3 separate regions of the Homo sapiens genome follow, and regions 1 and 3 are each linked to region 2. Evidence: chromatin contacts called from ENCODE Hi-C or POLR2A ChIA-PET data. All regions are on one chromosome and are shown on one strand. Each heading gives the region's core, a stretch centred on a gene start or an enhancer-like site at or near the end of the contact. The rest is flanking DNA. Distances are from core to core; before and after follow the strand shown.

What was found. Hi-C counts contacts between places; a loop is a spot of excess contacts on that map. ChIA-PET counts read pairs that join two places held with the same protein, here RNA polymerase II (POLR2A). Pooled maps may share reads with other maps.
Region 1: a map with no recorded cell type shows a loop between it and region 2 (4-fold over the local background). The contact joins two enhancer-like sites. A Hi-C loop is called at or near these places in 2 of 37 single-sample maps with no recorded cell type and 3 of 50 pooled maps.
Region 3: a pooled map shows a loop between it and region 2 (5-fold over the local background). The contact joins two enhancer-like sites. A Hi-C loop is called at or near these places in 1 of 37 single-sample maps with no recorded cell type and 3 of 50 pooled maps. POLR2A ChIA-PET finds 5 or more read pairs at or near these places in 1 of 52 experiments (SK-N-SH).

The regions. Positions count from the first base shown.
Region 1 is chr3:195,118,301-195,121,357 of GRCh38, reverse strand. The region is part of intron 3 of XXYLT1 (xyloside xylosyltransferase 1); the gene reads left to right. Among named protein-coding and RNA genes, the nearest start is that of MIR3137, 15 kb to the left of the region's middle. RefSeq lists an enhancer at 2,974-3,057. Within about 2 kb of position 1,702, at least 8 of the 41 ENCODE cell types and tissues checked have a DNase peak (open chromatin) inside an H3K27ac peak, as active enhancers do.
Region 2 is chr3:192,891,849-192,894,910 of GRCh38, reverse strand. All of the region lies in intron 1 of MB21D2 (Mab-21 domain containing 2), which reads left to right. Among named protein-coding and RNA genes, the nearest start is that of MB21D2, 24 kb to the left of the region's middle. RefSeq lists an enhancer at 1,506-1,815. Within about 2 kb of position 1,715, at least 16 of the 41 ENCODE cell types and tissues checked have a DNase peak (open chromatin) inside an H3K27ac peak, as active enhancers do.
Region 3 is chr3:190,090,521-190,093,713 of GRCh38, reverse strand. The region is part of intron 1 of P3H2 (prolyl 3-hydroxylase 2); the gene reads left to right. Among named protein-coding and RNA genes, the nearest start is that of P3H2, 29 kb to the left of the region's middle. Within about 2 kb of position 1,358, at least 3 of the 41 ENCODE cell types and tissues checked have a DNase peak (open chromatin) inside an H3K27ac peak, as active enhancers do.

The DNA.
Region 1 (3,057 bases), core at 453-2,952, 2.2 Mb before region 2:
CCCAAGGCTTTCTGTACAAGAGGGAACCCCGTCTCTCATCACCATCTTGTCCTTTGAATCACACGCTGGGGCAGGCCTTGGCTGAATTTCTACCTGGAAGGCCTCGGTAGGTGTAGCCTGAGTAGAGGGCAGATCACATCCTCGGGTGAAAAGATAGACCTCTCAATGGCTGGGCGGCCAAGGCCTTCCTGCAGCTCAGGGAGGCTTTGGTAGATGCAGCATTTCCAAGGGCATGGCCGGTGTGCTGTGGTTCCCGGGTGTTTGGGCCCTGGGAGCATGGGGGTGCTCACGGAGGAGGCAGCAGCAGGCTAGGTGTGGCCCACAGGCCACCCAGCTATATAATCTTAGCTCCAACACACGTCACACACCCTCACACTCTCCTGCCTGTGAGCCCCAGGGAGGTAGGGGAACACCACGAGCCTGATTTGCAGGTGAGGGTTTGGGGGAGTAAGCCCTAGGAACCCTGACTGTCTGGGAACAGGGCGGGGGCTGGCCTGACATGCAGGAGCTGTGCCAGCCAGGCCGCACACCCTCTCCGTGCTCTTCCAGCTTCTCAGGTGCCGTGAGCTTGCCTTGTCTTCCCCTCCGGGACCCCGCAGAGTCGGTGCTCAGTGACGGAGCCACGGAGAAGGGAAATCCTGACTCTGAATCCTGAATGAAATGGGTTTCACTCTCAGAGTTACTAAGCACTTTTCATGGAGCCATCCGAGGAGAACACTGCAGGGATAATAGCAATGCTAACGATAGTCATGGGAATACAGGGGTGTTTCTGTTGCTACAGCTGAACAGGAATAATAATGTTAGTTAATGTTATTGGGGTGCACCCTGTGCCAGGCACTGTGCTCAATGCTTGCTTTATATGGAGTGTCACTGAATCCTCACGGCAATGCTGTAAGGTCAATATGAATATTACTCCCATTTTCCAGATGAGAAAACTGAGGCACAGATGGTTTACACATGGTTCAAGGCCAGCCTCAGAGCCAGGATGTGGTGGAGCCAGGATTCCATGCCCAGCCTGAAGCTCTTTACCAGGCTTTCCTTCTCTGTGGCCATGGGGGCTGGGGCGGGGGGGGCATCTGAGCAGCAGAGGGCAGTGGTGGGGTTGGGAGGGGCACCCCCAGGAGGATGGGGCAGCTACTGTGTCAGAGTGGGTGGGGGTGAGGCCTTTGCTGGACGCCCAGGCTCTGCCCTCCTTTGAGTAGATCATCTTGTCCGTGGAACCTGGATAGAGGCCTTAGGCTGAAGACAGAGGAGAAATCTAAGCTTTTTGTTTTCAGAGAGAAAAGAGACAGCATGTGAGTTTTGAGTGGAATCTGATCCTAGAGACAGGCAGCCGGTACCCCAGTCACGAGCAGGAATCCTGCGGGCCCAGTGGGAACTTCCCATCCCAAGGGAATGCAGGGACAGGCTGCTCCCCCCGCCCCGCCCAGCCCCTGACCTCCCCCTGCCTTCCCTGCTTCAGCCACAAACCCCTTGACCTTGTTGTTTCAACTGCAGAACAGGCTCCCCAGCTATTGTTCTTGGAGATGATTCTGTGATCTTAGGACCTTTGAGAAAAGAACAAACAGCTAGGAAAACACAGGGTGGTTAAAAGATGTTTGTGATGTTTGTGCCGTATGGAACAAAAGAGGCATTCGGGAGACTCAGCATTGTTCTGCGGAGTGAGGACGAAACAGCCCTCGGAGGCCTCCTCTCATCTGGGGGCATCCAGCTCATTGTCGTGGAATGTAGCTCCAGCCATCGCTTCATTGTCAGGCCATATACTCTGTGCGGGGCCCGGGCTAGGAGTGTGTTTACACTTGATTCACTTGGAATCCTCTCCTGGTTTCTGATCCATTCTTTCTGTCTTCTTGTTGGGAAAAGTGGCTCATGTTATCACCCAGTCACTCATTTCATAGCAGCTACCCAGGTCCCTTACTGGATACCCTTCATCGCCTGTCCTCAGCAGGACCAATAAAGTCATATTTATACAGCAATCTAAGGTCACATAGTCATTTTATGTGATTTCCCTTATTGGATTTTTATATCAGCTTCACTATATATGTTATTTCCTTTTTTTTTTTTTTTTTTGTTTGAGATGGAGTCTCGCTGTGTCTCCCAGGCTGGAGTGCAATGGCGCAATCTCGGCTCACTGCAACCTCCACCTCCCAGGTTCAAGTGATTCTCCTGCCCTAGCCTCCCGAGTAGCTGGGATTACAGGCGCGTGCCACCACACCCAGCTAATTTTTTTTTTTTTGTATTTTTAGTAGAGACAGGGTTTCACCATGCTGGCCAGGCTGGTCTTAAACTCCTGACCTCGTGATCCACCCGCCCTGGCTTCCCAGAGTGCCGGGATTACAGGCATGAGCCACCGCGCCTGGGCTTATTTCCATTTTTTCAAAGACAAAACTGAGGCTCAAAGCAGAGAGGTGACCTGCCTGCTGATGTACAGCTAATGACAGAGCCCCAGAGGAACGCAGTGCTCTTAGAACCCCACTGAAGATTCCTCCTTCAGGGAACTACGTTTCGAAAGTTTACTACGTCACCTCCTTCGGGAATTCTGAAACATTGTGTACTCGTATCTTTACCCGTGAAAGCTGTTTCTGGGATTGGCGCTGTCAACTCCAGGCCCAGGTCTCTCTAATTCTGGGTTGGTAGGTTTTGCATTAATGAGATTTAACTCACCATGGTTCATTTCTCCCTTTGCAGTCCCTTGTGTATGCCCCTGGGGCATAGGTGCCTGTGGCAAGTCTGTGAAGGCTGCATTCTCCCCCAGCTTGGAATGCCCAGTGCCCCTGCTGCAGCCCACAGCCCTTCAGAAGGTGATTGCAAGGAAGCCAAGCCTAACCTCATCTTCCGTTCCTTCTGCCATGTCCACACCTGGCGTCACCTGTGCAGCCTTTCCTGCATGAGTCATGGCCAGGCAAGCTCGGTGACATGCACTGGGAGCCCGGTGTGGAAGCTGGGAGGCAGTCATTGTGTAGTCACGCTAGTGGTGGCCACGGGCCATGGGGCTCCTAAGGAAATTAGAAGGACCTTTGGAACTGCCTTCCTCCCCACCCTGCTCTGTATCTCCTT
Region 2 (3,062 bases), core at 466-2,965:
TGTTTGTCTTTCTTATCAGTCTTATCTTTTTGTGTTGTGATGAGGTGAGAAAAAGCCTAAAGGGAGGTTTCCCTTGAGGGAGAGCTGCCTGGTGAAATTGGCACACCCTAGTTAGAATGCATGCACCTGCTACTCAGGTGAGAGATGGAAGAATGGGGTGGGAAGCAGCAAAAGGATTCTTAAAGAATGGTGGAAGGTGGAGGGACGGAGATTCATCTCTAGTTTGAGCAATAAAGTGGAAACTCCAATCGCTTTCTCAGAAAAAAAAATGACACTGTGTTATGGACATGGGCAAAATGTTTGTAAGACTGGCAGCTTTTACATGTTCTCAGGTTTGTTTCTCCAGTTACCTGTTGCCTCCCTATTAAAATGAGAGGTGAAGACCTCTCAGGTGAAAATAGTCCCTGTGCTTATCTTCAAGGGAAGCCAGGTACAGGATTGGGCAAAAAGCTGCGGAAACCACGTTCTACTCAAAAATCCATTGGAGGCCAGGTGGGGTGGCTCATACTCCTACCACTTTGGGAGGCCGAGGCGAGTGGATCACTTGAGGTTAGGAGTTTGAAACCAGCCTGTCCAACATGGTGAAGCCTCGTCTCTATTAAAAATACAAAAAAATCAGCCAGGCATGGTGGTGGGCGCCTATAATCCCAGCTACTCCTGAGGCTGAGGCAGGAGAATCGCTTGTATCTAGGAGGCAGAGGTCGTTTTGAGTCCAGATTGCGCCACTGCACTACAGCCTGGGTGACAGAGCGAGACTCTGTCTCAAAAACAAAACAACACAAAACAAAAACAACAAAAATTTGCTGGGGAGAGAAGAGCTTGAACAGGGAACAGAATGGGAAAACAAGAGTGGCTCTTTAAATTATTTCTTTTTTAGAGACAGAGTCTGTCTCTGTTCCCTAGGCTGGAGTGCAGTGGCACAATCATAGCTCAGGCAGCCTCTAACTCCTGGGCTCAAACAATCCTTTTGCCTCAGCCTCCACAGTAGCTGGGACTATAGGCACAGACCACTATACCCAGCTAATTTTTAAATATGTAGTAGAGATAGGGTCTCTCTATGTTGCCCAGACTGTTTTCAAACTCCTGGCCTCAAGCGATCCTCCCACCGTGGGCCTCCCAAAGTGCTGAGATTACAGACATGAGCCACCCCCCAGCCAGAGGTGGCTCTTTAAAGATGTGGGGGACGGGAATCATGCACTGGTTTCGAAAGGGAGAAAAGTGCTTGGACACGGGGGAATGCCTGGACTGGACCCTGAGAAATGGGCAGTGAAGCCCACCTGAGGCTAAGTGCTAAGTGCTGAGAATTGTTAAGGATGTTTCCCAGATGTTTGAGGAAATGCGATGTTTTCCCATACAGTCAAGGGGTGTTGGCAGCCTTCTTCTGTCACTTACTGTGTCATCTTCAGCTAATCACCTCCTCTTTCTGGCCCTCACTTTCCCCAACTATAAATTGAGGAAATTAGGCTTCCCTTCCTGGTCTGTGATTTTAGGACTCCGTAAGTAGAGTTGCCTCTTACTGATATCAAAACCTGTGTTAGGTAGCTATACTTTTGAAATGATGGGTTAGATGTAGAGATTTGCAGTGGTGGTCGGTTTGAGGGCAGTGATTTATATTTCAAGGAAATGTTTGGAACGCAGTTTCGGTTCTCATTCGAAGAAGTAAAGACGTCATGTCACTTGACACATGGGGAAACCCACATCGCTGGCTGTGGCTCTCAGAAGAGTGACTCATTAAACTCCAGGGGTGCTTTGACCTGCGTTGGGAGGTTGGTAACTTGGCCCCTGCTGCTTTTGGTGGTGCAAAAGCTCTGGGCAGCTGGCTGGGCTGAATGTAACTGCGTCTTGGAAGGCACCAAGGCGGCCCTGAGCAGTTTACATTGACTGTGGAAGCCAAATATTGTCGTGCAAATTAAGTAGGACACCAAAAGGAAAATTCATCTTAATCTTCTTTAAATACTTACTGCTCATTTGCCAAGGTTCTAAGTAATACAATTTCAAAGGTTCAGAGGTGTCTAATACAATTTTCCCCCTTTTGTACATAATTCTATGCCCTTTGTGTAATTCTGTTAGAAACATTAGGGTAATTATAGAGCTACGTTCTGCTTTTCAGTTGCTATAATATTAGCCTGGGTCTGCTCGTACCAGCTGTATTAATAAGCAATGACTATGGCCGGGCGCGGTGGCTCACGTCTGTAATCCCAGCACTTTGGGAGGCCGAGGCAGGCAGATCACCTGAGGTCAGGAGTTCGAGACCGGCCTGGCCAACATGGTGAAACCCCGTCTCTACTAAAAAAATACAAAAAGTAGCCAGGTGTGGTGGCAGGTGCCTGTAATCCCAGCTACTCAGGAGGCTGAGGCAGGAGAATCTCTTGAACCTGGGAGGCAGAGGTTGCAGTGAGCTGAGATCATGCCAGCCTAGGCATCAACAGCGAAACTCTATCCCAAATAAAAATAAAAAAAGCAATGACTGAAGTTTAGCAAACTCCTAAATTAAGACTTTTTCTGAGCCTTTCTCTGTAGCATGTATTTGCTACTAGAGGCAGGCAAGGTCATAACCTAGGGTGAGCTTTGGGTTATTAATTCAAAGACCCAGTGTCTAAATCCTCATCTGTAAAATGGGGACAAAATTATCTGAACTCCCAGTCACTGGATGTGGGGACCAGTGAGCCTGCTGGGTGTGAAAGCACGTTGGGAGCTGAAGATGGACCCTGCCTCACGGGCAGTGGGGGTTGTTATGTAGCACGATTCCTGAAGTGTGGGCCAAAGGAGCTGCCAGTGCCACATGAATTTGTGAGTGGTCGTCATGGGTGTGTGTCATGGAATAGAAGTGTTAATATTTAATATCTGGGCTAATAATTGTAATCATTGTTTGACACAAGAGAATGTACAAGATGATTTTACCCTATGAAGTAAATGAGTTTGTTTTTCTCCATTCTACAAACCAAGCAGTAAAAGTGCAGGTGGGTTAAATAATAGGCCTAAAGTCGAATCAACCATCGGAATGTAATTTGTTAAAACTTTGCCTTTTGTTCACAGCTTTTAGAGTTTTTCTTTTCTCATGG
Region 3 (3,193 bases), core at 109-2,608, 2.8 Mb after region 2:
ACTGTAAATAGTAGCAATCACTTTTTTTCTTCCACTCAGTCACATTTTCAGCAGTGCCATCTACTCTCTCTCTTCTCCATCCTGGACACCTTTGATGACTTCAGTTTCTGAAGATGACTTGTGGTTCATCACGATCCTTCCTTTTTATCCACTCTCCAGCTACCAATGCCTGTGAGTTCAACAACCGTGAGGACACTGCCTTAATAATTTTCCTTTAATTTTCTCAGATTTCTTTATCTGATTTCACCCTTTCTAGCTATCCAGCAGAACTTTCCTCTATGGCCTTCGTTCCTCTTTCCCTTTCTCTCCAGACCAACCCCCAACTCATGGCCAACCTCTTTAGCTAGTCACGTGTATAGAAGGGTAGGGCCATTTGCATTGCAATAAGGATTGATGATCATTCTTTTCCTCAACTGTCTGTCTTGTCAAGCTTTACAGCACTCCACCACTGTTCACTGAGCACTGCAGACAAATGACACAGAGCTATGTCTCTGCCGTCTACTATGTATTCGCACTGCATGATCACAACTAAGGTTTTAGAGTTGTTTATCAATTTTCTATTATCGTTGCTTAGTATTATTTCTTAGAATTGATGTCAGAATTATTTCTACTTCTCAAACTGTGTCCCTTCATTCTTTTCATGATTTTATCTCCCACACTACTAAGGAAAGCTCTAATAAAGGGAGGAATTTTGGGTGGTGAATTGGAGTAGGAGAAGAGAGATCACATGTATGAGACACTAAGCAGGTGAAATTAATAGGTGTTTGTATCATTTTTGGGGGGGATTAGAAAGTAAAGGAAGGGGATCAGAATTGACTCGGAGATTTAAAGCCTGGGTGATTGATGGATTGTGGTTCTATGAGCAAAAACAAGAACTACAGGAGCGGATGTAGAATAGGAAGGAAGGATATTATTTTCCTTTGCCCCTTCTTTTCCTCTTTGTCTTTTTAAAAGTCTCATTATCTTTGCTTAATTGCCTTAAATAAAATATAAAAATTTACTGCTTGAAATGAATGAGCTTTCAAAATAAAAGGGCACATACCAGTAAGACTGAAAAGAGTTCAGATCCCAGCTTCCCGAAAGAATAATCCTCTTAATAAGGCAGCTGTAAGCTCTCTAATGCTGGATAACTAGAACAGCACTCTGCCTTTGGAAAAATGCCATAAGTCCCTTGCACTTTTCCTTATTTTTAAAGATAGCCATGTAAGCAAGATGTAGCTCCTAATGAGAGTATTTTCTAGACTTCGTTCCTTGCCTTAAGCACTAGCTATTTTGCTAAGCAACTGTCTTCTTGGAGGGTTTTGCTTTTTAGCAAACCAAAGATTGACAAAGTTGGTGAGGAAGTGACTCATGGCATTGGGGTTATTTTAGTATAAACTACTTGCCCTGAGTACATGGCCCTTTTATACTATTTCAGCTGAAGTATTTCTCCTTTGATAGAAATATAGAGTTGCTAAGACCAACTGGATTTTTTTTTTTTTTTGACGGAGTCTCGTTCCATCGCCCAGGCTGGAGTACAGTGGTGCAATCTCAGCTCACTGCAATCTCTGCCTCCTGGGATCAAGCCATTCTCCTACCTCAGCCTCTCAAGTAGCTGGGACTACAGGTGTCCACCACCATGTCCGGGTAATTTTTGTATTTTTAGTGGAGACGGGGTTTCACCATGTTGACCAGGCTGATCTCAAACTCCTGACCTCAGGTGATCCACCCACCTCGGCCTCCCAAAGTGCTGGGATTATAGGCGTGAGCCACTGCGCATGGCTGGAAAACATTTTTACATGTAAGACATGGCCCCACTTATTTAATGCACATCAGTAAAACCTAGTTCCACGTTGTTCCTATTCTAATACATCAGGTTATGCTCTCTCTTCCCTTTCTTTAATATCTCAGCCTCTTTGCATGTAACATTTCCTACTTCACAGAGAATGTCAAAACAAAACAAAAGAAACAAATATGGCATCTCCAACATCTCTTTGCTTTCACACTGTCAGAATACTGTTTTCCTCTGCCAGCCTATGTACTCTTTAAAAAGCCTCATTTGCCATCATTCTTTTCAGAATTATCAGGTACTCTATTTGTTAAGGATCTGGCTTGTGCCATCTTTCCTTTGAAACTTATATTGATTGGTATTTATAAAGAAAACTTTCTAGTACAATATATATAAGCAAATAGCCATTTACAGACATTAAGATGTAATCACCTGTCCTAAATTGATATTGTAGTAACACTTCCTTTCTTTTCTTAGTAATAATGGGAAATAGGGGCATCCTATTATATCATTTCATTAACTATGAATTATGCAGAAGTGTAAAGTTGAGAGTGTATAGTCATTAAAAGAAGTTACTGTTAAGGTAACAAATGTGTCCACTTCGTGTTTCCATATGGCAATCATGACTCTTAGAACCACTTCCATCAATCTGAATGCTTTATATCAGACCAGAAAGCATTTAGCAAATTTGAGCTTAATGCTGTACCTTGGTAAACACAATCCAGAAGCTAAAATGGTCTCCACAAATCCAAATCAATACTAAAAGCCAACACATAATTTTTGGATTACTTGGCTTTTGATTTTTTGTGGCTGAAATTCCTCTTCACTTGCACAATAAAAAACTAGCTTTGATATTTATTTTATTTATAGAACAAACATTATATTCCAAATAAGACTGAATACCTGTGTTGGCAGGTAGAAAGAAGCACAGTCATACCTTATTTGTTCATAGTTTTGAGAGATGGCAGGCGGAATAAAAAAATAATACATGAGAAGGCTATGATAGTATTGATGAGGGAGTAGGTAACTGAGTGAATGAAGGAAACTTCTGTGAGAAATTGACACTGAAGTTACGTCTTGCAAAGGAGTAAAACATTCCACACAGAGGAAATGGGGTGGGGCTCTCCAAGAAAAAGGAATAATGTGTATAAAGACTTGGTAGTGTTCAAGTGCCTGGTGAAGAATTCTACTAGGTTTACAGTTTGTTTTCTAAGGTAATAGGTGGTAAATTTTTTTTTTTTTTGAGTCAGAGTCTTGCTCTGTCACCCAGGCTGGAGTGCAGTGGCACAATCTGGGCTCACTGCAAGCTCCGCCTCCCAGCTTCACACCATTCTCCTGCCTCAGCCTCCCGAGTAGCTGGGACTACAGGTGCCCGCCACCATGCCCAGCTAATTTTTTGTATTTTTAGTAGAGACGGGGTTTCAC